Linked DNA regions of Homo sapiens: region 1 is linked to region 2. A link is a contact called in ENCODE Hi-C data. All regions are on one chromosome and are shown on one strand. Each heading gives the region's core, a stretch centred on a gene start or an enhancer-like site at or near the end of the contact. The rest is flanking DNA. Distances are from core to core; before and after follow the strand shown. Region 1 holds the start of SELENOI (selenoprotein I). Region 2 holds the start of SF3B6 (splicing factor 3b subunit 6).

Region 1 (6,444 bases), core at 3,160-5,659, 2.3 Mb before region 2:
GCTTGTTGAATAAACAAAATCAAACTGTATGATGGCCAGGCACGGTGGCCCCTGCCTATAATCCCAGCACTTTGTGAGGCCAAGGGAGGAAGATCACCTGAGGAATTCAAGGCTGCAGTAAGCTATGATCGCACCACTGCACTCCAGCCTGGGCGACAAAGCAAGACCCTGTCTCTAAAAAAAGATAAGAATGAAAATAATTTTTTATGAAATTTTCAGGAACTAGTAAGGTTAAAGGCCAGATTCTGGTTCTTTAGTATTACCATTAAGATGCAAACACAATCTCTCTTTACCACCTCTAATTGTAATACTAATAAATTCACAATTATCATGATTCCTATAATCAGGCTGTTGTTGAGAGCCAAGTTAATTAATTACCATAATATCAAAAACCAGTTCATCATGAAACTATATATATATTTATACACACACACTTTTTTTTTTTGAGTCAGGGTCTTTCTCTGTTGCTCAGGCTGCAAAACAGTGGCACAATCATAGCTCACTGCAGCTCAACTTCCAGACTCAACTGATCCTCCCACTTCAGCCTCCCAAGTAGCTAGGACCATAGGCACGTGCTACCATGCCTGGCTAATTTTTTTTTTTTTTTTTTTTTTTTTTTGTGGAGATGAGGTCTCACTATGTTGCCCAACTTCTATCCTCAAGCCATCCTCCCACCTCAGCCTCCGGAAGTGTTGGGATTACAGGCATGAGCCACTGTGCCCAGACAAATAACTTTCTCGAACCAACCAAACAAGATATTTCACAGAATATTTCCTCCCTTAGGCAAAATGATACAATTTCAAAGTAGCTGCTACACTATCAATTAAAACTTTGCCTTCCCAAATGATGAGCAAACCAGGACAAAAAAAAAAAAAAAAAAACCAACTTGCAGTTTCACCCTTAGATAAGTGGGGAAAAATCCCTCAACTATAAAGACCTGTCCAAGGGCTGGGCACGGTGGCTCACGCCTTTAATCCCAACACTTTGGGAGGCCGAGGTGGGTGGATCACCTGAGGTCAGGAGTTCGAGACCAGCCTGGCCAACATGTGAAACCCTGTCTCAAAGAAAAATACAAAAATTAGCCGGGCATGGTGGCAGGCGCCTGTAATCCCAGCTACTCAGGAGGCTGAGGCAGGAGAACTGCTTGAACCCGGGAGGCGGAGGCTGCAGTGAGCTGAGATCGCGCCACTGCACTCCAGCCTGGGCGACAAAAGCAAAACTCCATCTCAAAAAAAAAAAAAAAGACAAGTGTGGTGGCTCATGCCTGTAATCTCAGCACTCTGGGAGGCCAGGGCGGATCACCTGAGGTTGGGAGTTCGAGACCAGCCTGACCAACATGGAGAAATGCACCGCTACTAAAAATACAAAGTTAGCCAGGTGAGGTGGTGCATGCCTGTAATCCCAGCTACTCGGGAGGCTGAGACAGGAGAATCGCTTGAACGCAGGAGGCGGAGGTTTCAGTGAGCTGAGATCGCGCCATTGCACTCCAGCCTGGGCAACAAGAGCAAACCTCCATCTCCAAAAAAAAAAAAAAAAAAAAAAAAAAAAAAAAAAAGCCTGTCCAAAACAAAGGATGGGTAGAGGCAAAAATAAGGCTGAAATCCTTCAGTATAATTCTCTGAAGTTACCTTAGTTAATAAGCAACAGAGAACAATGGCAGTTAAACCTGATATCTTCACATTTAAAATACAAAAGCACCCTTTCAATATCCAGACATAGAGCTCCTTTTTTTTTTTTAACCATACTTCCAAAATGGTTGATTCTTTTACATTCTCATTCCTTCAATATTTGTTTAGCACTTACTCTGTTCATGGTACTGTGCTAGACCTCAGTCATGTTATTAAAGAAAAAAAAAAAAAAGTCAGCCATAGGGCCTGCCCTCTTAAAGCTCACGTCCTAAAAGAGAAAGTAGACATTCAACTAATAGTCAACTAACTGTTTAATACAATTGCGTTAAGTAACACAATAGCGAATGCAAGTGTCAATACATAACACAGAATCCATCCCACGCTCTTCCATACCAAAAATCAATTGTCTTATAGTTTCCTGCTTCAGAAACCTAATTTCCACTCCCCGTGTGCACCCCTTTCAGCAGTTATTCTGTATATCTGTCAGGTTTCCAACTGTAGCTCTCAGATATACCTCTAGGGAAGATAAATTAAACTACTTCAAAAGTAATTTTTCCACCAACTGCTTTTGTAGTGTCAGTTCTTCTTTACATCCCTCTTATAAAGCATCACATGAGGGAATACAAAATATCTTTTGAGTGTTTTCAATCTTTACCCATTTATGGGGAAAAAAGACTTTTTAAAATAAGCATTTATAAAGCGCTTACTATCTGAAGACAACATAAGGGGAACGCAACGATAAGAAAAAAAGATCTGTGAGATTTGTGTTCAAGCAAAACTGATCCCATGGATTTTTCCTTTGGATACCACTGGATTCATAATTTTAATATAAATGCAGTATTGAGTAATTGCAATAGAAGAATATTTAGGTTATAAATGTGTGCTTTTTTTTCCCCAAGGAAGCCTCATTATAACTAAAATGATATCAACAAACTATTTTAGTGAACATTGGACGCTTGCTAAATCGACCTTTGTTTTCCAGGATGATAGGAAGTCATCTGCTGTCAGATACAGGAACTTATATAATAAAAAAGGGGGAAAGATCAGAACAGAAAATTACACGAAACTTCTAGTAAATTAAGACACTTATTTAGTTGAAAATATAAATCTAGGGAAGATTCTTTATAAGAAAAAGGAGATTTCCTATTATAAACACTGCTCCCATTGAAATAGCTATTTTATTGGCACTTAGAAAGTCAGACCCTAGTAAGGAAGAAAATGTTTTATATGTCAATATTTACCCTGCAGAACAGACAACAAAAGGGGAGTAGAGCTTAAGGCAAAACAGGAGGTATCTGGGTTAACAGCCTTCTAAAATGAAAGTTGAAAAGCACTGGCCCGAGTTACCAAGAAGGCTCTGGACCCTCTTTCCACTTAAAATGTTAAGACAAGTCATCACCTCGGTTCAGAATGGTATGGCACAATACGGCTTGAAAGCAGAGAAACATGCTATGTGACCTTCTAAGGACCCTTGCTTTTTTTTTTTTTAACTCGAGTTAAACAAAATCCATTATGACTTTTTCAGTTATTCATTCATTCCACAAATGCTTACTGGGTGCCTAGTATGCACATAGCACTGTGCTTAAGCCATGATGGTCCACAAGAAAACTCTAATGAGTTGGGCATTATATTCTAATGGCGAGACACGCTAAAGCAGCAATTCCATAAACGAACAGAGCGCACATTTAAGGGGGAAAGGGGCACGTAGGGAGGGCTTCTTTGAGGAAGCAATATTTAAGCTAAGATGTGAAGATGAACGGGTAACAACAAGGATGAAGGGTTAAAGCCCATATTTCAGGCTTGGTCGACTGGATGGTTAGAGTCATTCATTGGTAAAGGAACTGCGGATGGGAACCAGATTTGGAGGAAAGTTAACCACCCGCATTTATTTACTGGGGTCCTAGTATGTTGCCAAGCGCTTCACAAATTCCTCTAATCATTTTGCACAGCAGAAGCTATTACTTTCAGTTTCATACACAAAAGAGAGGCTGAGCGGGGTTAAAATGACGTGCCCAAGACGAAATAAAGAAATCTGACTTTTGTAATCAGGTTTGTATGTGCTCGAAAGCCCGCGCTCTTTCCACTCCACAGCTCCTTCCTGTGCACCTCCCTTTCATCTGGTGGCCCTAGCGCCACAAGCTGCCGCTTAGGAAGTCCCTGCCGGGAGCAGAAGTGGAGACATCAGCAGGATGGCATCGGCAAGTCGCTCCCCTCCCGGGCCTCATCTGCCAAACGATCATCTCCTCCTCCGAAGTTGTATGCATGACAGGCGAGTGGAAACTTCACTAAAATGAAGGCGATTGACACAACAGAAGGAACTCCATCCTTTCGGGGGCTTACGAAAATAATAAGTTTAAAAAAAATAGGAAGGGAATTCCCTCGCTCCATGATCACTGAGCGCTCTCCTAAGGAAAAGGAAATCTCCCGGGGGGTGCCGACTACGGGCGGCGGGCTTAGGATGCTCCCACGCTCCCCGACCCCCAATCCCCAGGACCCGCAGGACCTCCGGAGGAACGCCCGCCAGCCCGCCCGGAGCCACGCGGCACAAGGTGACACGGACCGCGCCGCGCGGGCCCCTCAGCCGCCTGGGCGAGGCCGGGAGCAGGGAGAGGGGCATCCGCCGGCCCGCGGTACCTTGTACTTATCAAAGCCAGCCAGCTGCTCCGGGCTCACGTATTCGTAGCCAGCCATGACGACCCGAAAACTGAGCGCCCACTCGGCAGCGACTCCCGGCTACAAGGCTGTGACACACAAGCACCACACCGGCTGGGCAAGGATGGCAAAGACTGGGCTGCCCGAGAAGGTAGGAGAGCCGCGCTCCGCCCACCGCGCACGCGTAGCCGCCTCGGCCCCTTCGGCCGCCTCTCAGTGCGCAAGCGCAGCCCACGCTTCTCCCCGCCCATCGAGGGGGGGTTGCTAGCCCGCTCGAGCGGCCCGTCCCCCGACACTGCTGTTGTCCAATCGGCGTGGATCAGGCAACACTAAGTCCCGCCTTCCAGCTCTCTTCGTCGCTTCATTTGCTAGCGTCAAAATTGGTGAGCTGAGGTAAGGCAAGAGAGGGGGTGAAAGGTCAATTTCCCAGCGGGCTTTGCTCCCGGTCCCGGGGGAAGGTGGGATTTCTGTGGTATCCGCACTTGCGTGGTGATCTGGGGTATACCGTTTTAGTCTTGGGGGTAGAGTGACTGCTTGCGAACCAGTTCAGCAGTGCCTCAGGTAAGAGGACTTAGTTCTCCCGCTGCAGCGAAGTAAAAGAGGAAGGAGGTCTGTACCGCGAGCCGCTCCCAGCTCCTGGTGCGGTGCGCTGCGTGCCGTAGAAATTTAGTAAACGTGGTTAGATGTAGAGAAGGCCGAGCTGCTGCCGGGGCCACGGGAGTCTTTGTGCGGTCAGCAGAGGGACTTGAAAGACAGGTGAAAGGACATTGGAGACAAGCCCCTCAGGTCTATGTTGCTTAGGAACCTTGGACCGCCTCATCGCACTCCGCTCTATCAAACCGTTCCAAATTAAGATTGCTGGTGTCTCCCGACCAGATAAAAGCAGTGATCTCTCAGTCTCGACGAGTCCTTAAATGCGTTTGCAAGAGGTGTTTTACATAACTGGAGCCCAGTTAATTGTAAAACAAACAAACAAACAAAAAACACTAGATCAATGGCTAGTGAGTATCTACTAATAAAATTTTATAATAGTTGCTGCTTTTTATTGAGCGCCTTCTGTGGGGAGAACTTCACATACATTATCAACCCCATAACAACACTGAAGTGAAAGGCATTATCCCCTTTTTCAGATTAGGCAGCCTGCCCAGAGTCACTTAGTTACGAAGCTCGGAAATGATCGACCCAACATGAAATGAGTTCTGTGTTATGGGAAACCACTACTTCAGGGAGCCTTTCAGTCTCTCTGGGTCTCTGAAATAAGGGCGATTATTTTGAGATACTTTTATGTTCATTCGTTTAACAACTATTTATTGGGGACCCGAGATATGCCAAACACAGTATTATTACTACATGTCTAATCTCCCCTCCTAAAGCATGATTCTTAGAAAGTAATAGATAATCTTATACCTGGTATATGGTAGATAATAAGCTTCTCCCCGCCCCCTGAGACAGGGACTGACTCACCCAGGCTGGAATGCAGTGACGTGATCACGGCTCACTGCAGCCTCGACCTCCCCTGGCTCAGGTGATCTTGCTTCCGTCTCCCAAGTAGCTAGAACTACAGGCGCACACCACCACACCCGGCTAAATTTTTTGCATTTTTTGAAGAATGGGCGCCCGCCAACCAATAAACTTCAGTGTCCTTTATCACACTTGCCCTCGAGGGCAGTATTTGCATCTTATACATCTTAATTTTCCCCATGTTCCATAACCCAGGGGGCTTGCAAATAATACATGATCAACGTATTTTATTGAATGAATGAGCAAAGATCTCTTTGATATGCTGTGAAGTACCAGTTTTGAGAAGAACATTAGAAATGAGAGTCTCGGCCAGGCGCGGTGGCTCACGCTTGTAATCCCTACACTTTGGGAGCCTGAGGTGGAGGGATTACTTGCGATCAGGAGTTTGAGACCAGCCTGGACAATATGGTGAAACCTCGTCTCAACTAAAAATACAAAAACTAACCGGGTGTGGTGGCACGCGCCTGTAGTCCCAGCTACTCAGGTTATTGAGGCAGGAGAATCGCTTGAGCCTGGGAGGTGGGGTTACGGTGAACCGAGATTGTGTCACTGCGCTCCAGCCTGGGCGACAGAGCAAGACTCCGTCTCAAAAACAAAACCAAAAAAACCCTTCATACTTGTAAAACTTAGTTAATTGTGGAAA
Region 2 (6,115 bases), core at 1,060-3,559:
GAAGTTACACATTTGGAGGTACAAGGGAGCCAGAGATCACCTGTAACCCCCCTTTAGCTCCTATGTGGTCTCTTCAGCTGGCTCTAGAAACCAAATTGATACCAGCAGATTGACAGGAGAAAAGCATGTACTTTTTTTTTTTTTTTTTTTTTTTATGGAGACAGGGTCTTACTCTGTCACCCAGGCTGGAGTGCAATGGCACAATCAGCCTCCTGGGTAGCTAAGACTGAAGGCATACCACCATGCCTGGCTTGTATTTTTTATAGAGACAGGTTTTCACCATGTTGCCCAGGCTGATCTCAAACTCCCAGGCTCAAGTGATTCGGCCAAAGTAAGATGCTTTTGTAATTTTTAGACAAAGAACAATAAATTTGAGAAGAAATAAGACAAAATCTGGCTAGGGATAGTAAATTTCTAGGGAAGTCACTAGGAGATATATGGGGGTGGGGGGTGTAAAACTAGTGGAAGATAAGGGTTACTTCCTTAAGTGTATTTATTCAGTTCCATTGCAGCCCCGTTTCCAGTCTCTGGTGATAAGGGCTTTTTGCCCTAGTATGGGGAGGGTACCCCTCTCAGAGGAATCTTTATGACTTGCTACATGCAAGAAGAGACAGGTCAGCTAGCCTTTTCTGAAACTACAATTTCTCCAATGCTTTCACCTCAAAATTAACAATATACCTATCGGACATATTCTGAGATGGCACATGACTCCTTCAAGGGTATTTCACACACATGCTAGGAAGTGAGGGGTTAAGTGTCCCTGTGTGCTTTTTCAGATACGTGGCTTCAGAGAGAGCAAGAAGGCTGAGGAGGATGAGGAGGGCAGGGTGAGGCTCTCTCCCCAGGCTGATGATCTCCTTTCCCTTGTCTTAGTACAAGCAAATGCTGGTGAATGCTTTCACGGAGCAAATTCTGCCTCACTTCTCCACGGAGGGCCCCCAACGTCTGCTGCCGGTTCTGGACAGAATCTACCCAGTGACCGAAATCCAGGAGGCCCATAAGTACATGGAGGCCAACAAGAACATAGGCAAGATCGTCCTGGAACTGCCCCAGTGAAGGAGGATGGGGCAGGACAGGACGCGGCCACCCCAGGCCTTTCCAGAGCAAACCTGGAGAAGATTCACAATAGACAGGCCAAGAAACCCGGTGCTTCCTCCAGAGCCGTTTAAAGCTGATATGAGGAAATAAAGAGTGAACTGGAAGGGTGGCACGCGGACTGGGGCCGCCGCGGCGGGGTTGAGGTGGGAGTCCGGACGGGCGTCGCAGCGGGGATTACTGAGGCCCGATCAGCTGACGCTCAACCTGAGGGCCCCTCCAGGGACGGAGATTCTGGGTATAGTTACAGCGTCAGCCGTGACACAAGCCGCCAGAACCCCACATATTCCGCCTTGCGCACAGCTAGAGGCCCAGGCCCACCACCTCCGGCACCTGCCCGCGCGCCCCGCAACCAGTGGGCACCACAGCAGGCCCCAGCCCTGCCCGCTACTCACCTGGGCCCCACCCCACCTCTCGCCGCCCTCCTCAGGCCCCACCACCTCCCGCTACACATCTGAGCCCCGCCCCACCTCCACCACTTTCCTCAGCCCCAACCACCTCCTGCTACACTTCTGGGCCCCGCCGCACCTCCACCACCCTCCTCAGGCCCCGATCCCTTCCGCTACTCACCTGGGTCCCGCCCCAGCTCAGTCCTCCTCAGGCCCCGCCTTCGCCCGCTACTCACCTGGGCCCCACCCCACCTCTCGCCACCCTCCTCAGGCCCCACCACCTCCCGCTACACATCTGGGCCCCGCCCCACCGCCACCACCCTCCTCAGGCCCCGCCCCTTCCATTACTCACTTGGGTCCCGCCCCAGCTCACCGCCTTGCTCAGGCCCGGCTCCCTCCCGGATACTCACTTGGGCCCCACCCCAGCTCTCCGCACCCTCCTCAGGCCCCGCCCCCTCCCGCTACTCACCTGGGTCCCGCCCTACCTGTCATAACCCTGCTCAAGCCCCGCCTCCTCCGCTCCCCAGTTACTCACCTGAGACCCGCCCCAGCTCTCCGCCCTCCTCAGGCCCCGCCCTCTCCACCCGGGTTCCTCTGCTCAGGGCCTCCCCGACCGGAACATCTCGCCTTTTGGAGGCTACGCCCCGCCCTTTACGGTACAGAGCCCGGAAGTGTCTTGGACTCTCGCCTTTCCATCTTCCGGCCTCGAGTCTCGCTCAGGCTCGGTTTTACCCCGGAGTCTATTCGAAGGGGGCTGCTACGTCAGCGCGTCTCAGCGTAAGACGGCGCTATTCCGCTGTAACAGCTTCCGGCGGGTCCTGGATGTTGATGTCCTGCATCTAACGCGGTGTAACCCCCGAAGCCGAGCGAGCTCCGGAGGAATTTCAGTATCTGCTACGGTAACTTCATCAGCCCGCCAAGATGGCGATGCAAGCGGCCAAGAGGGCGAACGTGAGTATCGGGTGTTCTGCGGAGGGTGGGAGAACTTCGGGTTTGACTTTCTTAGCGGCGTGGATCGGAGCATTCTTGCTCCTCCTCCGTCCCCAGAGCGGAGAACTCCAGAATTCCTATCCTGTCAGCGAAGACACTATCCGGCCCCATCCTCAGAGATATGCTCCTTGAGCCACATTTCTGTCCCCACCCCTTTTGAGAGTTCCTCAGTCTCTACCCTAGTGTCAGTGATAGTGTTACCCCTATAGCCTCTTTGCTTGACCCGCACCTAAGGACCTGGCGTTAGGATTATCTCCTTGACTTAAAGTCGATATCTCAGAAGAGTCCTCAACTAACTTAATGGTTCACCAACAACTAGGACCTGGGATTCCCCTCAGATCATGGTGCTTTTCGGATCCTTCATTAACACATTAATTAAAACAATATTTTTTGAGCACCTACTATGTATTCTGCTTGCCATGTGGGACATAATTCATCAATTATATTTATTGAATAGCTACTATGTGCCAGACACTAGTCTTACGTATTGGGAATACAGCAGTGAATAAAACAAGTCCTTCTGCTTACATTCTAGTGTTTGAGAGTACAGTGTTACGGAAACTTTTAAAAAAAAAAAACTCAAAAAAGAGATTAGTCAACAGTAAAACGCTTAGAGGTGTAAGATGAAGTTAGGCCGAGTGAGGTGGCTCATGCCTGTAATCCCCGCACTTTTGGAGGCTGAGGTGGGAGGATTGCTTGAGCCCAGGAATTCAAGGCTGCCTTGAGCCATGATTGTGCCACTGCGCAGCACTTCAGCCCAGGAGACAGAGCAAGACCCTGACTCAAAAAAAAAAAAAAAAACAGAAAGAAAGAAAGAAAGAAAGAAAAGACAAGCAATTGACCATTGTATATGTAAATGGAGACTTTTGGTGACCTTGATGATAGGAATCATTTCAGTGGATGAAAACTTGATTGCAGTGGGGTGAAAAGATGGTGGAAGTTGAGAAAATGGAAACAGCAAAGACACTCTGTCCATGAGTTCTCATTTAAATAGGAAGTAGGGAAATTGGATGATAGTTGACTTTTTTTTTTGAGATGGACTCTCACTCTGTCACCCAGGCTGGAGTGCAGTGGCACAGTCTTGGCTCACTGCAACCTCTGTCTCCTGAGTTCAAGCAATTCTCCTGCCTCAGCCTCTTGAGTAGCTGGGATTACAGGTGCCCACCACCATGCCCGGCTAATTTTTGTATTTTTAGTAGAGACAGGGTTTCTCCGTGTTGGCCAGGCTGGTCTCAAACTCCTGACCTCAAGTGATCCACCTGCCTTGGCCTCCCAAAACGCTGGGATTACAGGCATGAGCCACCGCACCCGGCCAGATAGTTGACTTTTTAAAAGATGTGTGATATAGGTGTATCTTTATGCCAATGGGAGCAATCCAGCAGAGTGTGCGAAACATGATATGGAAGAAAGATAGGTTGAGTTTAGAAGTGAAGGTTTTGAGTAGATGAAGGTTGGCGTAGTAATAGAGGGAAAGTAGTTGGATATAGATGAAAAGTATTTCAATTGGTCATGTCTATTTTCTCCAAGAAACAAGAATCAGGGTCATCTCCTGGGATGGGCAGGGAAGAGGGTACAGCCCAACTCAGGTGTTAGCAGGAGTGATGGTGGTAAGGTTTGCAAAGGCCTACACCCACCACCATGCCTGGCTAATTTTTTAAAATTTTTGTAGAGATGGGGGTCTCACTATGTTGTCCAGGCTGGTCTCAAACTCCTGGGCTCAAGTGATCCTCCCACTTTGCCTCCCAAAGTGCTGGGATTATAGGGACCAGCCACTGCACCCAGCCTCTGTTGCTTTTTCAAAGATCTGCCCATTTTCAGAAACATCAAATTATACCTCTTATTCTTGGCTTTTTATTATTACGTATCATTAAGAATTTTTTAAAATGCCCCTAATTATAGGGGCATTTAAATTATAATTTTTTAGAATGCCCCTAATTATAATAACAATACGTATTTCTCATTTTAGATTCGACTTCCACCTGAAGTAAATCGGATATTGTATATAAGAAATTTGCCATACAAAATCACAGCTGAAGAAATGTATGATATATTTGGGAAATATGGACCTATTCGTCAAATCAGAGTGTGAGTCTTACTGAGTCATTTAAAGAAAATGATAGCATAATCTGTAATTTCAGAATTATAGCTGACGATGAGGCCACCCTGTGCTGTGTGCAGTGCGACAACCCTTACCAAGAGCCTTGAGACTAGCAGATTGAGATCAGAGAGATGAGATCTTTTTGAAGGGGGGAGAAAACCTACTGAGACCCTAATGATCCAGCTCAATGAGAGCCAAGAAGAGGATTTGAGTTTCCTCAAAGCATTCATTGAAGTAGTAATGAATGCTTTGAGGAAACTGGTTGAGAAGGGAAAGAACTAACATTTATTGCATACCTGTTATTTGTAAAGCTAGCTTGTTACACTGTGTTTTTTGTATGCAGCAGCTCTATAATTTTCTCAACAATCATCACTGTCTCTTTAAATAACCCCAGAATTTCTGAATAAACTAAGTAAAAGAGTATAAAAGTAACAGAAAAAAATGATATTTTCAACTACAGCTCTTTCAATTGAAGATGTAAAAGTATAGAGGAAAACATCTAATTACAAGCATTCACGTTTTAATTTAATATAAAGATTGGGGTTCATACCTTCAAGTGATATTTACTGGACATCTACTGAATACCATTAACCATAATAAGTGCTTTTATTTGGATCAACAAAACTATAGCCCTGAGAGTAAAGTACCTTTCTATCTTACAGTGCTTAGTGGTAAAATCTTCTGACTCTAAATTGAACCTCTACATTACACAGTACCATAGCCTCTGACACCCGAACTCATATGAAAGGGCTAGTGACTTAAGAGTCCATCTGAAAGGATTTCTAAAGTTTTTATTTTAAAAAAATTATTATTTTACCACAGTAATGACTACGTATAAAGTTTTTATTTCTAGTCGGAATTCCGTCTTGTATGACTTGAGAGCTCCTTCCTGGCTTTAGGACTATGAGGTCTTGAGGACCCTCCTTTTGAATGACACTGTCCCTCCAGAGAGTAAACCAAGAGCTGGAAATACATGATCATTGGTACTCAGATGGGGATGAAAGTGAAAGTGTTATAGACCAGCTGTCCTTTTTAGGAGGTCTCAGTCCTTTGAGCATCTGATAAAAGCTTTAGACTCCTTCCACAGAAGAATACACTCATGTTGCATATATTTCAGGGGATACATGGACTCTAGGTCAAGAAACCCTGCTCTAGATACAGAATGGTATACAAGGCCAGGAGTTCAAGACCTGCCTGGCCAACATGGCGAATCCCTGCCTTGGGGATCAGGAGACAAGATTCTACTTCAGGCCTTGTTACTAGCCATGTGTGTGACTAGTTGCCTAGCTTTTTTGGTTTTCTCTTCATGTATGAGATAATCTGGGTGGTGGCCTTTTAGCTTTTAATGTGGAAACAGCATAGATTGGTTGTAAGGCCTGGGTTCAAATACTGGCTTGCCTACTCTTACGAAACTGGAGAAAATATTTAACCTTATCTGGGTTTCAATTATCTATGAAATACAGTCTTCCTAACCTACTGTCTTAAAAGAATTTTAATTTGGATGAAATTACACAGTGTCTGTGAAGGTACTTTATCAGTTTTC

What was found. A loop is a pair of places that touch in the nucleus more often than their neighbours do. Pooled maps may share reads with other maps.
Region 1: a map of CD8-positive, alpha-beta T cell shows a loop between it and region 2 (19-fold over the local background). The contact joins the promoter of SELENOI here to the promoter of SF3B6 in region 2. A Hi-C loop is called at or near these places in 2 of 168 maps with a recorded cell type or tissue (CD8-positive, alpha-beta T cell and naive thymus-derived CD4-positive, alpha-beta T cell), 1 of 37 single-sample maps with no recorded cell type and 9 of 50 pooled maps.

The regions. Positions count from the first base shown.
Region 1 is chr2:26,344,108-26,350,551 of GRCh38, reverse strand. It overlaps SELENOI (selenoprotein I), which reads right to left and starts at 4,409. Exons shown (of 10, transcript NM_033505.4): 1 at 4,263-4,409. The coding sequence starts at 4,319. It overlaps ADGRF3 (adhesion G protein-coupled receptor F3), which reads left to right and starts at 3,763. Exons shown (of 14, transcript NM_001321971.2): 1 at 3,763-4,431. The coding sequence starts at 4,318. RefSeq lists enhancers at 3,505-3,604, 3,717-4,484, 4,805-4,944 and silencers at 4,145-4,194, 4,255-4,314, 4,365-4,594.
Region 2 is chr2:24,072,520-24,078,634 of GRCh38, reverse strand. It overlaps SF3B6 (splicing factor 3b subunit 6), which reads left to right and starts at 2,309. Exons shown (of 4, transcript NM_016047.4): 1 at 2,309-2,435; 2 at 4,441-4,559. The coding sequence starts at 2,406. TP53I3 (tumor protein p53 inducible protein 3) reads left to right here. Exons shown (of 5, transcript NM_004881.5): 5 at 874-1,202. The coding sequence ends at 1,056. It also overlaps a transcript of FAM228B not described here. RefSeq lists a silencer at 1,435-2,084 and enhancers at 2,195-2,424, 1,959-2,490, 2,491-3,023.